Linked DNA regions of Homo sapiens: region 2 is linked to region 1. Evidence: read pairs that join two places in POLR2A ChIA-PET (ENCODE). Cell type or tissue: GM12878. All regions are shown on one strand. Each heading gives the region's core, and the rest is flanking DNA. Links, peaks and the distances in the headings are about the cores only.

Region 1 (8,295 bases), core at 1,608-6,607:
AGGCTGGAGTACAGTGGTGCGATCTCGGCCCGCTGCAACCTCCGCCTCCCGGGTTCAAGCAATTCTTCTGCCTCAGCTTGCTGAGTAGCTGGGATTACAGGCATGCACAACCACACCTGGCTAATTGTTGTATTTTCAGTAGAGACGAGTTTTGCCATGTTCACCAGGCTGGCCTCGAACTCCTGACTGCAAGTGATCTACCCACCTTGGCTTCCCAAAGTGCTGGGATTATAGGCGTGAGCCCCCACACCTGGCCAATATTGTGATTTTTACACTAAAAATTATCCTAAGAACAATTAAATTTAATTAAAAGAGTAAAGTACAGCGGCCGGGCACGGTGGCTCACCACTGTAATCCCAGCACTTTGGGAGGCCGAGGTGGGTTGATCATGAGGTCAGGAGATAGAGAACATCCTGGCCAACATGGTGAAACCCCGTCTCTTCTAAACATGTAAAAATTAGCGGGGTATGTTGGTGGGTGCCTGTAGTCCCAGCTACTCAGGAGGCTGAGGCAGGAGAATCGCTTGAACCCAAGAGGAAGAGGTTGCAGTGAGCTGAGATCGCGCCACTGCACTCCAGCCTGGGTGACAGAGCGAGACTCCATCTCAAAAAAAAAAAAAAAAGAGTAAAGTACATCATACATTTGGCTCAGGTATCATTAGAATTGTCAAATGGCCCCTCCTTCTCTTCCTTCCAGGCCACGCTGTGTCCCATGTCGGACTCCCTTTTGCATGTGTTGTGCTGTGTGCTACAGTACCAGCCCCTGACGTCCTTTAGTATTCTGGATCAGTGACATCTTCAGATAACCACAATGCAGCAGCACTTTATAAACAATCAATTTTTAATTTGAATTGCTCTCGTTTCAAATGAGAGATCACTTCTCTACTGTCAATAAACAAAGATTCAGGACGTAATTTAACTTACAGCTCTCTGGATCCTTCGTGAAACAAGGAAAAATACAGATGAATATCTGAATCAAGTAACTTCTTTTTTCGAGACGGAGTCTTGTTCTGTCACCCAGGCTGGAGTGCAGTGGTGTGATCTCTGCTCACTGCAACCTCTGCCTCCTGGGTTCAAGTGAGTCTCCTGCCTCAGCCTCCCAAATAGCTGGGATTATAGGTGTGTGCCACCACGCCTGGCTAATTTTTTTATTTTTAGTAGAGATGGGGTTTCACCATGTTGGCCAGGCTGGTTTTGAACTCCTGACCTTAGGTGATCCGCGTGCCTCAGCCTCCCAAAGTGCTGGGATTACAGGTGTGAGCCACTGCGCCCGGTCTTTTTTTTTTTTTTTTTTTTTTTAAGAAGCAGGGTCTTGTTCTGTTGCCCAGGCTGGACTTCAGTGGCCCAATCATGGCTCACTGCAGCCTCAGCCTCCTGGACTCAAGCAGTCCTTTCCTCAACCTCCTGAGTAGCTGGGATCACAGATGTCCACCACCATGCCTGGCTAATTTTTTTTTTTTTTTAATTTTGTCGGGGCTGAGTCTCTCTATGTTGCCTAGGCTGGTCTCAAACTTCTGGGCTCAAACATTCATTCCACCTCAGCCTCCCAAAATGTTAGGATTTCAGGCATGATGCACTGCGTGCAGTCCAAGTAATTTATTTATTTATTTATTTATTTATTTTGAGACAGAATCTCACTGTGTTTCCCAGGATGGAGTGCAGTGTGTGATCTTGGCTCACTGCAACCTCTGCCTCCTGGGCTCAAGCAATTCTCATGGCTCAGCCTCCTGAGTAGCTGGGATTACAGGTGCCCACCACCACACCCGGCTAATTTTTGTATTTTTAGTAAATATGGGGCTTCACCATGTTGGCCAGTCTGGTCTCACACTCCTGACCTCAAGTGATCCACCTGCCTCGGCCTCCCAAAGTGTTGGGATTACAGGCGTGAGCCCCTGCACCCAGCCCCAAGCAATTTCTTGATGACATTAATTGGGTCGTGTTATAATCTAGTGAGGGCCTGGAGGATCCTTGTGGAATATGGAACGTTTCCCCTCACTCTAAATGTCTGGAGGCTTTTCTGGGCTAAGGGTTTGAATGGTAATGACAATTAAGAAAGGAGGTTTACTATGTTTTTGTCTTCATTTGAGATCTATTCTGTACTATCTTTTCTTCTTTTGTTTTACTGGGAATATCTCATGTCCTTGGTAAAACTGTGGTTCCCCTGAATGCTTGGAGTTTCTGACTTGAAGGCTTATTTGGGGAATTGACAAAAGAAATTCCAGAACTATTTTACTTTTTGTGGGCACAAGGCACTTTTAGATGAGACACAGATTATAGGTTTTCTTGCTTACTTGGTAGTGTCCTGCTGGCCTTAAATAAGAGTTAGCATTCGCTACGCTTGCCAGGAGATCCTGACCACGGTCACAGCTCCTGCCTTTATGTTTGTCTTCCAGGAATGCTCATCAAATTTAACAACGCTGTTCAGACGGTCCTGCTTCACCGGCGTGTTTGGAGGAGACGTCAATCCTCCTTTTGATCAGCTCTGCTCTGCTGGGACGACGACACGTGGTGTCCCCGATTGGTTTCCCTTTCTGTGTGTGCAGTCCCCCCTTGCCAACACACCCTTCCTTGGTTACTTCTATCATGGTGCTGTGTAAGTGTCTGAGCAGCCGCCTGGGATGGGGCATTGTTCTCCCGCCCTGGTGGGGCCATACTCTAGTAGGCCCTGCAACGCGGTCACGTTTTTCCCAACCCCTCTCCAGAGGTTCCGTGCCTAAAGGGTTCAATTCTAGATTTCAGTTAGCCAATTTATTTTGCATTATTTGGAAGAATTGGGCCTCATTGAAAAGAAATTGATTGACATTGAAAACAGCTCATGGTGCTTTTCTAGGGGAGGTGAAGGAGTGGTGGCTCATGGGAGATTTTAATGTTCTGTATTTTACAGTTTGGGATTGTTAAAAATTTACATCTATGATTTTTGTAATTAAAAAGTAGGCCGGGAGCGGTGGCTCACGCCTGTAATCCCAGCACTTTGGGAGGCCGAGGCGGGCAGATCATGAGGTCAGGAGATCGAGACCATCCTGGCTAACACAGTGAAACCCTGTCTCTACTAAAAATACAAAAAATTAGCCAGGCGTGGTGGCACGTGCCTGTAGTCCCAGCTACTAGGGAGGCTGAGGCAGGAGAATGGCCTGAACCCGGGCGGCGGAGCTTGAGCTGAGATCGCGCCACTGCACTCCAGCCTGGGCGACAGAGCGAGACTCTGGCCCAAAACAAACAAAACAAAACAAAGTAAAGAGGCTGGGTGCAGTGGGTCACGTCTGTAATCCCAGCACTTTGGGATGCTGAGGCAGGGTGATCACCTGAGGTTGGGAGTTCAAGACGAGCCTGGGTACGTGGTGAAACCCCATCTTTACTAAAAATACAAAAAATTAGCCAGGTGTGGTGGTGGGCACCTGTAATCCCAGCTTACTCGGGAGACTGAGGCACAAGAATTGCTTGAACCTGGGAGGCGGAGGTAGCAGTGAACAAAGATCACGCCACTGCACTCCAGCCTGGGTGACAGAGTGAGACTCCATCTCAGAAAACAAGAGTAAAGAACAACATTAAGGAAGAATTGTGTTTTAGCAGATAACTGAAACTATTCAGCCTTTCTTATTGATTTTCAGTTCCCCCAAACAGGACTCTTCCTTTGAAGTATATGTGGATACTGACGCAAAAGACTTTGCAGACTTTGGTTACAAACAAGGAGATCCCATTATGACTGTAAAGAAGGCATATTTTACTATTCCGCAGGTAATCGTTGCAATATTAGTATGCTAGACCGTTCTCTTTTTTTTTTTTTTTTTTATGAGACGGAGTCTCGCTCTTACCTCCTAGGCTCAAGTGCAGTGCCAGATCTCGGCTCACTGCAACCTCTGCCTCCCGGGTTCAAGTGATTCTCCTGCCTCAGCCTCCCCAGTAGCTGGGACTACAGGTGTGTGCCACCGCACCCAGCCAATTTTTTGTATTTTTAGTACAGACGGGGTTTCACCATGTTGACCTGGATGATCTCGATCTCTTGACCCTGTGATCCTAGTGCCTCAGCCTCCCAAAGTGCTGGGATTACAGGCATGAGCCACCATGCCTGGCCACTAGACCCTTCTTTTATTTTTCCTGTCCTATTGTTAATTTAAGTCATATTTCTCTTTAAAATCTCTTTTTAAGTTACTTACTTTCCTCCTTTCTACCTTTCAGGGACTTAACTGTTTATGTTCTCCAAATTAATAAAATATATAGTCACTCTTAATCACTGTCTTTGCTTAAAACTCAGAGTGAACTTACAAAATAAAACCAAAAGATTTTCTATAAGTTTCCATGGAAGTACCTATCATTCTTTTTCTTTTTTTTTGAGACAGAGTTTCGCTGTTTTTGCCCAGGCTGGAGTGTAATGGCACAATCTCAGCTCACCGCAACCTCTGCCTCCCGGGTTCAAGCGATTCTCCTGCCTCAGCTTTCCCAAGTAGCTGGGATTACAGGCATGCACCACCACGCCCAGCTAATTTTGTATTTTTAGTAGAGACGGGGTTTCTCCATGTTGGTCAGGCTGGTCTCGAATTCCTGACCTCAGGTGATCTGCCTGCCTCAGCCTCCCAAAGTGCTGGGATTACAGGCATGAGTCTTTTTTTTTTTTAAATTAAAAAAATTTGTTTTGGTTTGAGACATAGTCTTGCTCTGTCACCTAGGGTGGAGTGCACTGGCGTGATCTCAACTCCCTGCAGCCCTGACCTCCCACATTCAAGTGATCCTCCTACCTCAGCTTCCCAAGTAGCTGAGACTACAGGCACATGCCACCATTCCTGGCTAATTTTTTGTAGAGGTGGGGTTTTGCCATGTTGCCCAGGCTGGTCTTTTTAACTTCTGGGCTGAAGTGACCTGCCCACTTTGGCCTCCCAATGTGCTGGGATTACAGGCTTGAGCCACCGCGCCCAGCCAAAAATTTTTCTGTAGAGATGGGGGTTTCACTATGTTGCCCAGGCGGGTCTTAAACTCCTGGCCTCGAAATTCTTCTGCCTTGGCCAAAGTGTTGGGATTACAGTGTGAGCCTTGATGCCTGGCTAGCAGTAACTATCATTCTTTGCTTCTTTTTCTTTTTATATTTTTATTTTAGGTTCAGGGCTACATGAGCAGGTTTGTTATATAGGTAAACTTGTGTCATGGGGTTTTGTTGTACAGATTATTTGTCACCCAGGTACTAAGCCAAGTACCCAATAGTTTTTTTCTGATCCTCTCCCTCCTCCTACTCACTACCCTCAAGTAGGGTCCGGTATAAAAAACAATGGTTAGATAAATACATCATTTTATTTACCATTCTAGAATTTTGAAAAATATTTTAAGGCTGTAAGGTTGTATATGGAATCATTTGTATATCTATATATGAATGCACAAGTGAATGAATGACAGGGTCTTGCTCTGTCGCCCAGGCTGGAGTGTAGTGAGTGTAGTCACAGCTCACTGCAGCCTCCATCTCATGGGCTCAAGCAATCCTCCCACCTCAGCCTCCCAAGTAGCTGGGACTATAGGTGCATGCCATTATACCCGGTTAATTTTTTACTTTTTGTAGAGACAGGGTCTTGCTATGTTGCCCAGGTTGGTCTTGAACTCCTGGGCTCAAATGATTCTCCCACTACAGCCTTCCAAAATGATGGGATTACAGGTGTGAGCCACTGCTCCCAACCTGAAATCTTTTTTTAAGTTCAACATTATGAGGAGTGTTATTTGTGGGAAGAAAGCATGGGAGGTGAAAATTTCTCTTTCCTATTCATATGAATCCATTTTTATGGTATTAAACTCTGGTTGTGATGAGGGAGAGAACATGAAGTTAAATATAGTCATGTCTCTGCAAACTAAATAGAACAGGACAAGGGATTTTCTTTGTTTTTATTAGACAATATTTACTGTGACTCCACAACCAGTGGCTTCCAGACCTTGATGGGCAAATCAGTTAGATGTTTTGCTAAAGCGGGTCAACTAGTCGGTGAACTTGCCGTTGCTGAAACCAGACCAGCAATGGGAGCAGGCTGCAGAAAGACCAGTTTTAAGGGATGCTGATCTGTTTTGTATGATTAGGAGAGAGGCCATAAATCTGTTGGCTTTGCCCTTCTCCCTCAGGTGTCCCTGGCTGGGCAGTGTATGCAGAACGCCCCAGTGGCATTTCTTCACAATTTTGATGTTAAATGCGTTACTAATTTGGAACTATACCAAGAACGAGATGGTATTATCAATGCGAAGATAAAGAATGTTGCCTTAGGAGGTATGTTACATTTCTTTGAAAAAAGAACACAGGCCCAAACATGAATATAAAGTATGATCTCATGAGAGTATAAATCATTTCTACTGGTTCAACTTCAAATAATATTTGAACTGCCAATTATTTTCTTTGGAAAAAGTTTAGTTCCGTAAGACAGCATATTGCATATTAATTATTTTGAAATTGAAGTAAAATTCAAATAACATAAATTTAGCCTTTTTGTTTGTTTCTCCGTCACGCAGGTTGGAGTGCAGTGGCGTGATCTCGGCTCACTGTACCCTCTGCCTCCTAAGTTCAAGCGATTCTCCTGCCTCAGCTTCCCGAGTAGCTGGGACTACAGGTGCCTGCCACCATGACTGGCTAATTTTTGTGTTTTTGGTAAAGATGGGGTTTCACTGTGTTGGCCAGGTTGACCTTGAACTCCTGACCTCAGGTGATCCACTCTCCTAGGCCTCCCAAAGTGCTGGGATTACAGGTGTAAGCCATCGCGTCCCACCAGAATTAACCCTTTTAAAGTGTACAATTCATTGACATTAGTACCTTCCACACTGTTGTGCCACCATCACCTCTCTCTAGTTCCAGAACGTTTCATCGCCTCAGAAGGGCATCTGTACCCATTAGCAGTCACTCCCTACCCCTCTTCCCTCAGCTCCTGGCAGCCACCAATCTGCTTTCTGTCTCCGTGGATTGCTTATTCTGGGTGTTCCCTAGAAACAGAATCATACACTATGTGGCCTTTTGTGTCTGGCTTCTTTCACTGAGCATGGTGTTCCATGGTTCATCCGTGTTTGTAGTGTGTGGCAGCACTTCATTCCTTTTTATGGCTGAATCATAGTCCATTGCATGGACAGAGCACATTGTGTTTGTCCATTCCTCAGTTGATGGACATGTGGGTTGTTTTCATCTCTGACTGTTGTGAATAGTGCTGCCATGAACACTCGTGTCCAAGTTTTTGCGTAGATGTGTGTTTTTATTTCTTTTGGGTAGACACCTAGGAGTGGAACTGACAGGTCATGCTAATATGACTTCTTGAGGACCCACCAAATTGTTTTTTTTTTGTTTTTTTGGTTTTTTTTTTGAGAGGGAGTCTTGCTCTGTCACCCAGGCTGGAGTGCAGTGACGTGATCTCGGCTCGCTGCAACCTCCACCTCCCTGGTTCAAGCGATTCCCCTGCCTCAGCCTCCCAAGTAGCTGAGATTACAGGCATGTGCCACCACACCTGGCTAATTTTTTTTTTTTTGAGACCAAGTCTTGCTCTTGTCCGCCAGGCTGGAGTGCGATGGCGCGATCTCGGCTCACGGCAACCTCCACCTCCTGGGTTCAAGCGATTCTCCTGCCTCAGCCTCCCGAGTAGCTGGGATTACAGGCACCCACCACCACGCCCTGCTAATTTTTGTATTTTTAGTAGAGACGAAGTTTAGTAGAGATGGGATTTCACCATGTTGGCCAGGCAGATCTCGAACTCCTGACCTCAGGTGATCCACCCACCTCGGCCTCCCAGAGTGCTGGGATTACGGGCATGAGCCACCACGCCCGGCTAATTTTTTTGTATTTTTAGTAGAGAGGAGGTTTCACCATGTTGGCCAGACTGGTCTCAAACTGACCTCAGGCAATCTGCCTGCCTCGGCCTCCCAAAGTGCTGGGATTATAGGCGTGAGCCCCTGCGCCTGGCCAATTGTTTTCTACAGTGTCTGCACCATTTTGTATTGCCACCAGCAGTGAACTGCATATTTGTTTTTATGTCACAGTGACCCTGGTTTTTGTTTGTTTGTGTGTTTGTTGTGGATTTTCTTCCTCCGTTATAATTAGATGCTAAGAGGATGGGGACTCCTATCTGATGGTTTTTGGGGAGTGGGGAGGGTTTTGTAGTCAGCACCCTGGGCAGTTGCGGTCACCATATTTGCTTTGTAAGCTATACTTTGAGTAAGTGTGATCATGGTAGGCCATGTGTACGCCTGTGGAAGTTAATTTATGTTATCTCTTTAGGCATAGTTACACCAAAAGTGATCTATGAGGAAGCAACTGACCTAGACAAATTCATCACCAATACAGGTATTTAATGTTACA
Region 2 (6,473 bases), core at 1-5,000, 470 kb before region 1:
GTGGCTCATGCTTGTAATCTCAGCATTTGGGGAGGCCAAGGCAAGAGGATCACTTGAAGCCAGGAGTTTGAGACCAGCCTGGGCAACATAATGAGACCCTGTCTCTACAAAAATATATTTTAAAAAAATTTCTTTGGGCCAGGAACAGTGGCTCACGTCTATAATCCCGGCACTTTGGGAGGCTGAGGTGGTTGGATCACTTGAGGTCTGGCCAGCCTAACCAACATGGCGAGACCCCATCTCTACTAAAAATACAAAAATAAGCCAGGCGTGGTGGCACGCGCCTATAGTCCCAGCTAATCGAGAGGCCGAGGCAGGAGAATCGCTTGAACCCAGGAGACAGAGATTGCAGTGAGCTGAGATTATGTCACTGCAACCCAGCCTGGGCAACAGAGCAAGACTCCATGTCAAAAAAATAAATAAATAAATAAATAAATAAATAAAAGAAATGTTTAAAATCTTAATTATCTGAAACTCAAATTTAAATAATTTTTTAAAAAACCTTACTCAATATCTATAATCTTTTAATTAAAGTAGCTGCTAGCTTAGCAAAAGGGCCATACAGAATTTCAACATTTAATCTCTCACAATTTGGATTATAATTCAGAACTGTTCAAATTTCAACCTTTTTTTTTTTTAGACGGAATCTCGCTCTTTTGCCAGGCCGGAGTGCAATGGCGTGATCTTGGCTCACTGCAACCTCTGTCTCCCCAGTTCAAGTGATTCTCCTGCCTCAGCCTCCCGAGTAGCTGGGACTACAGGCGCATGCTACCACACCCGGCTAAGTTTTGTATTTTTAGTTAGAGACGGGGTTTCACCATGTTGACCAGGATGGTCTCGATCTCTTGACCTCGTGATCTGCCCACCCCGGCCTCCCAAAGTGCTGGGATTACAAGCATGAGCCACTTGGCCCAGCCTCAACTTTAAGATTACAGTATTACTTCTTACAATTTAATAATAATATAAATTATTTGAAAGTTTATTTTAAACAATTAAATGGATTACTCTCTGGCTAAATGTAAACATTTGCAGTACAAAGAGAAATAGGACCTCTGCAAATGATTCATTTTCATAATATTTTATCCTTTATTAGCTTTGATTTCTAGCCTACTAAAGAAGAAACACTTACAGCAAATCATTATTTCTAATCCTCTGAAACACCAAAAGAAAGATGCATAAATGGGCCGAGCGTGGTGGCTCATGCCTATAATCCCTGCACTTTGGGAGGCCAAGGTGGGTGGATCACCTGAGGTCAGGAGTTCGAGAGCAGCCTGGCCAACATGGTGAAACCCTGTCTCTACTAAAAATACAAAAAATTAGCCGGGCGTGGTGGCGGGTGCCTGTAGTCCCAGCTACTTGGGAAGCTGAGGCAGGAGAATGGCGTGAACCCGGGAGGCGGAGCTTGCAGTGAGCCAAGATTGTGCCACTGCACTCCAGCCTGGGTGACAGAGCGAGACTCCATCTCAAAAAAAAAAAAAAAAATTGGCCAGGCATGGTGGCACACGACTGTACCACCATGTACCACCTGTACCACCACAGGTGCTTGGGAGGATGAGACAGGAGAATCGCTTGAACCTGGGAGGCAGAAGTTGAAGTGAGCCGAGATCACGTCATTGCACTCCAGTCTGGGCCATAAGAGCGAAACTCCGTCTCAAAAAAACAACAACAAAAAAAATGTATAAATGAACAAATTAACAATACAAAAGAAAGGGCACAAGAGTTTTGTTCATGAGCGTGTACTAAACCCACATAATCATCAGTACTGGAGCCCGCAGGGAAAGTGACTAGTCACCTACTTTCTCAATTGGTGTCTTCTTACTTTGCTCATTTCCTTGTTTAGATCTTGAACCTCCATCTTCTACATGTGCTCTCTTTGGTTGGTTCTGCTTCAGTTTTTGTGCCCATGATGTTATAGCATTACTATTTAAGAAGAGAAAACCAAAATTACTTTTTTTTTTTGTTTTGAGACAGAGTCTTGCTGTGTCGCCCAGGCTGGAGTACGGTGGCGCAATCTCAGTTCACTGCAACCTCCATCTCCTAGGTTCAAGCAATTCTCGTGCCTCAGTCTCCTGAATAGCTGGGATTACAGACGCACTACCTCGCCCAGCTAATTTTTGTATTTTTACTAGAGATGGGGTTTCACCATGTTGGCCAGACTGGTCTCAAACTCCTGACCTCTGCCCACCTCAGCCTCCCAAAGTGCTGGGATTACAGGCATGAGCCACCACACTGGGTTCCAAAATTATTTCTTTAGATACTGTACTTCACATATAAAGCTAACCACCAGTTGCTTTCAGTTGTTGTGTGTGTGGTTTTTGTTTGTTTGTTTGTTTGTTTTTTAGAGACCCTCTCTGTCACCCAGGCTAGAATGCAGCGGCAGTGGTGCAATGACAGCTCACTGCAGTCTGACCTTCCTCAGCTCAGGTGATCCTCCCACCTCAGCCTCCCTAGTAGATGGGACCACAGGTGGCCACCACCACACCCAGCTAATTTTTCTATTTTTTTTGTAGAGCCAGGGTCTTGCCATGTTGCTCAGGCTGATCTCGAACTCCTGGGCTCAAGTGATCCACCTGTCTCAGCCTCTCAAAATGCTGGGATTACAAGTGTGAGCCACTGCGCCCAGCCAGTTGTTTTTTCTACTAGCGGTAAGACAATGAATTTTTATTAATTCACCTACATTACTTTTTTCAATTTCTTATTATCAAAGGCAAAGTAAACAAAAAGACTAACAGTGACAGGCCTGGCGCAGTGGCTCACGCCTGTAATCCCAGCACTTTGGGAGGCTGAGGCGGGTGGATCACAAGGTCAGGAGATCGAGACCATCCTGGCTAACATGGTGAAACCCCGTCTCTACTAAAAGCTACTCAGGAGGCTGAGGCAGGAGAATGGCGTGAACCCGGGAGGCAGAGCTTGCAGTGAGCCGAGATTGCGCCACTGCACTCCAGCCTGGGCAACAGAGCGAGACTCTGTCTCAAAAAAAAAAAAAAAAAAAAGACTAACAGTGACTAATAATACAAAAAGTCTGTAGCCATAGACTAGAACAAAAACCACCACATTTGCCCTTCCAAGTGCTAAATGTATCTCTACAATGAGAGTGTATTTGTTGGCATAAATCAATCATTATACTTGAACATACATAAGATTTGTGTTGCTTTAGATGACACAATTCAGGGACATGAAACTAAAAACTTGGGATAAATTATGAAATTTTTAAGGATTACTTGTTTTACAAACATTCAGTCACAGTTTAATAAAAAGCCTCCTTTGTCATGAAATGTCACTAAATTTATAAAAATTCTTCTTATACATAAAAAACATTCAGGCTGGGTGCAGTGGTTCACGCCTGTAATCCCAGCACTTCGGGAGGCCAAGGTGGGCATATGTTGTAAGACTACTAAACTCTCAGGAGTTCAAGACCAGCCTGGCCAACACGGCGAAACCCCGTCTCTACTAAAAATACAAAAATTAGCCGGACGTGGCGGTACATGCCTGTAGTCCCAGCTACTCAGGAGGCTGAGGCAGGAGAATCATATGAACCTGGGAGGTAGAGGTTGCAGTGAGCTGCGATCGCACCACTGCACTCCAGCCTGAGTGACAGAGCGAGACTCCATCTCAAAAAATAAATAAAAACAGAACAAAAGAAACAAACAAAAACATTCAGCAACATACAGACTAGAAAAAAGAAAATAAAAAACATAAAATTGGGGCCAGGCACGGTGGCTCACACCATAATCCCAGCACTTTGGGAGGCTGAGGTGGGCACGTCACCTGAGGTCAGGAGAGAGACCAGCCTGGCCAACACAGCGGAACTCTGTCTCTACTGAAAATACAAAAATTAGCCGGGTGTGGTGGCCCACACCTGTAGTCCCAGCTACTCAGGAGACTTAAGGCAGGAGTATCACTTGAACCAGGGAGGCAAAGGTTGCAGTGAGCTGAGATTGCGCCACTGCACTCCAGCCTGGGAGACAAGAGCAAGACTCCATATCAAAAAAAACAAAACATAAAATTGGGTAACCCTGTATATAATTTTTGGTTTCAGCTGGACATGGTAACATAGCACGCGCTCATAGTCCTAGCTACTCAGGAGGATCACTTGAGCCCAGGAATTTTAGGCTACAGTGAGCTATGATTGCACCACGGCACACCAGCTTGGGCAACAAAGCAAGACCCCCACCTTTAAGAAAAAAAAATTGTGGCTGGGCGAGGTGGCTCACACCTGTAATCCCAGCACTTTGGGAGGCAGAGGCGGGCAGATCACAAGGTCAGGAGATCGAGACCATCCTGGCTAACACAGTGTAACCCCGTCTCTACTAAAAATACAAAAAATTAGCCTGGCGTGGTGGCGGGTGCCTGTAGTCCCAGCTACTCAGGAGACTGAGGCAGAAGAATGGCGTGAACCCGGGAGGCGGAGCTTGCAGTGAGCCGAGATTGCGCCACTGCACTCCAGCCTGGGTGACAGAGCGAGACTCCGTCTCAAAAAACGAAAAAAAATTGTTCAAATTACATGAACATGTATGACAAACTTCCACTATTGATACAGTCCTGTCTGCTAAAAATATCTTTTCTATTTTCTGGCAAAGCTTCCGACCTTAAGAGTTTAGTAGTCTTATAACATTACAGATGGGAAGAAAGTCAGTGTCATTAGAATATAGTGTGCTTTGTTTATTTCAATTTTCTACAGGCAATGAACTGATAAATGTTCAAATACATCTCATTCTATTATAGTGCATTAAAAGGAACACTAGATTCTAAATGTAATAAACTCCCTTCAAATGATAGAAATTCTACTTACCTATTTGTTTTCCCACTGTATACTTCAGAAACCTTATTTTCACCAAGAAAATTATGTTCAAATTCACCAGGAGAAATGGATACATCTTCCTTTAAAGACACATGACACTCTTCAGGAGTCTGTATATAAAAATTCTCATTTTTCACACCATCTACAAGTGACTCAGCCGGCACCGCAGGTGCTACATACTGTCCTTTGGGAACATCTATGTGCTCCATGAACTCCTTAGGGTCTTTAGATTTGTACAGATTTAATTCTGAGATACAAAAGGTGCCATATCCACTGCTTACTGAGCAACTATCCACATTGCAGTCTGGTTGTGACGTGGACATTTCTTGCTGTATTTCAGGTTCTGTGGATTCAGGATAATGGATAACAGATTCATTTCTCTCACTGCTTAGAGAAAAAAAACCCATTTGACTTTCCGAAGATACTTGTTTGTTTGAAGAATTTCCTTCACAGGAAGCTAAGGAAGCACTACTAGTCTGTAATTTGACTAAATTTTTTATCTCCTCCTGTATATGCTGGAAATAAAAAGTTATAGATTTGGGTAAGAAAGTATATTAAACATCATATTTTTATGACTGTTACAAGAATATCATGTTTCAAAATATGATGAGATATTATTCTAAAGATAATGTGATACTTTATCTTTAGTTTATAAACAAAATTGAGGCTGGTGGCCAGGCACAGTGGCTCACGCCTGTAATCCCAGCACTTTGGGAGGCCGAGGTGGGCAGATCACAAGGTCAGGAGCTCAAGACCAGCTTGGCCAACACGGTGAAACTCTGACTCTACTAAAAATTAGCCAGACACGGTGGTGCGCATCTGTAATTCCAGCTACTCAGGAGTCTGAGGCAGGAGAATTTCTTGAACCCAGGAGGCAGAGGTTGCAGTCAGCTAAAATCATGTCACTGCACGCCAGCCTGGGTGACAGAGTGAGACCTTGTCTCAAAAAAAAAAAAAAAAATTGATATAACGTATTGTTTTTTCTTACAAATATAAAAAAGGATGCTGGGTGTGGTGGCTCACGCCTGTAATCCCAGCACTTTGGGAGGCCAAGGCGGGCAGATCAAGAGGTCAGGAGTCCCAGACCAGCCTGGCCAACATGGTTGGTACTAAAAATACAAAAATTAGCCAGGTATGGTGGCACACACCTGTATTCCCAGCTACTCAGGAGGCTGGAGCAGGAGAATTGCTTGAACCTGGGAGGCGGAGTTTGCAGTGAGCCAAGACCGTGCCATTGCACTCCAGCCTGGGCAACAGAGTGAGACTCCATCTCAAAAAAAAATAAATGAAAATAAAAGTAAAAAAGGGCTGGGCAGGAGGCCGAGGTGGGTGGATCACCTGAGGTCAGGAGTTTGAGACCAGCCTAGTGAACATGGCAAAACCCGTCTCTACTAAAAATACCAAAATTAGCTGGGCGTGTTGGCAGGTGCCTGTAATCTCAGCTACTCGGGAGGCTGAGGTAGAAGAATGGCTTGAACCCAGGAGGCAGAGGTTGTAGTGAGCTGAGATCAAGCCACTGCACTCCAACCTGGGCAACAAGAGTGAGACTCCATTTCTATATATGTGTGTGTGTATATATATATGTGTGTGTGTGTGTGTGTATATGTACGTATGTATATGTATATAAAAAAAGGAATCAATGTAAATGGTAACTTACTTGAATTTGGTTGTG

What was found. ChIA-PET counts read pairs that join two places held together with the same protein. Peaks named below come from ENCODE experiments on the same cell type or tissue, not always from the same donor. Only the 100,000 strongest peaks of a DNase experiment are listed, where the experiment ranks them.
Region 2: POLR2A ChIA-PET joins it to region 1 with 5 read pairs; 2 of 35 experiments call an interaction of 5 or more read pairs at or near these places.

Annotation. Positions count from the first base shown.
Region 1 is chr12:123,684,444-123,692,738 of GRCh38, forward strand. TCTN2 (tectonic family member 2) reads left to right here. Exons shown (of 18, transcript NM_024809.5): 6 at 2,393-2,592; 7 at 3,608-3,734; 8 at 6,090-6,231; 9 at 8,215-8,280. Among named protein-coding and RNA genes, the nearest start is that of TCTN2, 17 kb to the left of the region's middle. In GM12878, for the core only: no CTCF peak of the experiment used is centred there; a DNase peak (open chromatin) is centred at 3,678; H3K27ac peaks cover 495 bases.
Region 2 is chr12:123,216,580-123,223,052 of GRCh38, forward strand. It overlaps MPHOSPH9 (M-phase phosphoprotein 9), which reads right to left. Exons shown (of 24, transcript NM_022782.4): 4 at 6,459-6,473; 5 at 4,793-5,316; 6 at 1,797-1,920. Among named protein-coding and RNA genes, the nearest start is that of MPHOSPH9, 13 kb to the right of the region's middle. In GM12878, for the core only: no CTCF peak of the experiment used is centred there; no DNase peak of the experiment used is centred there.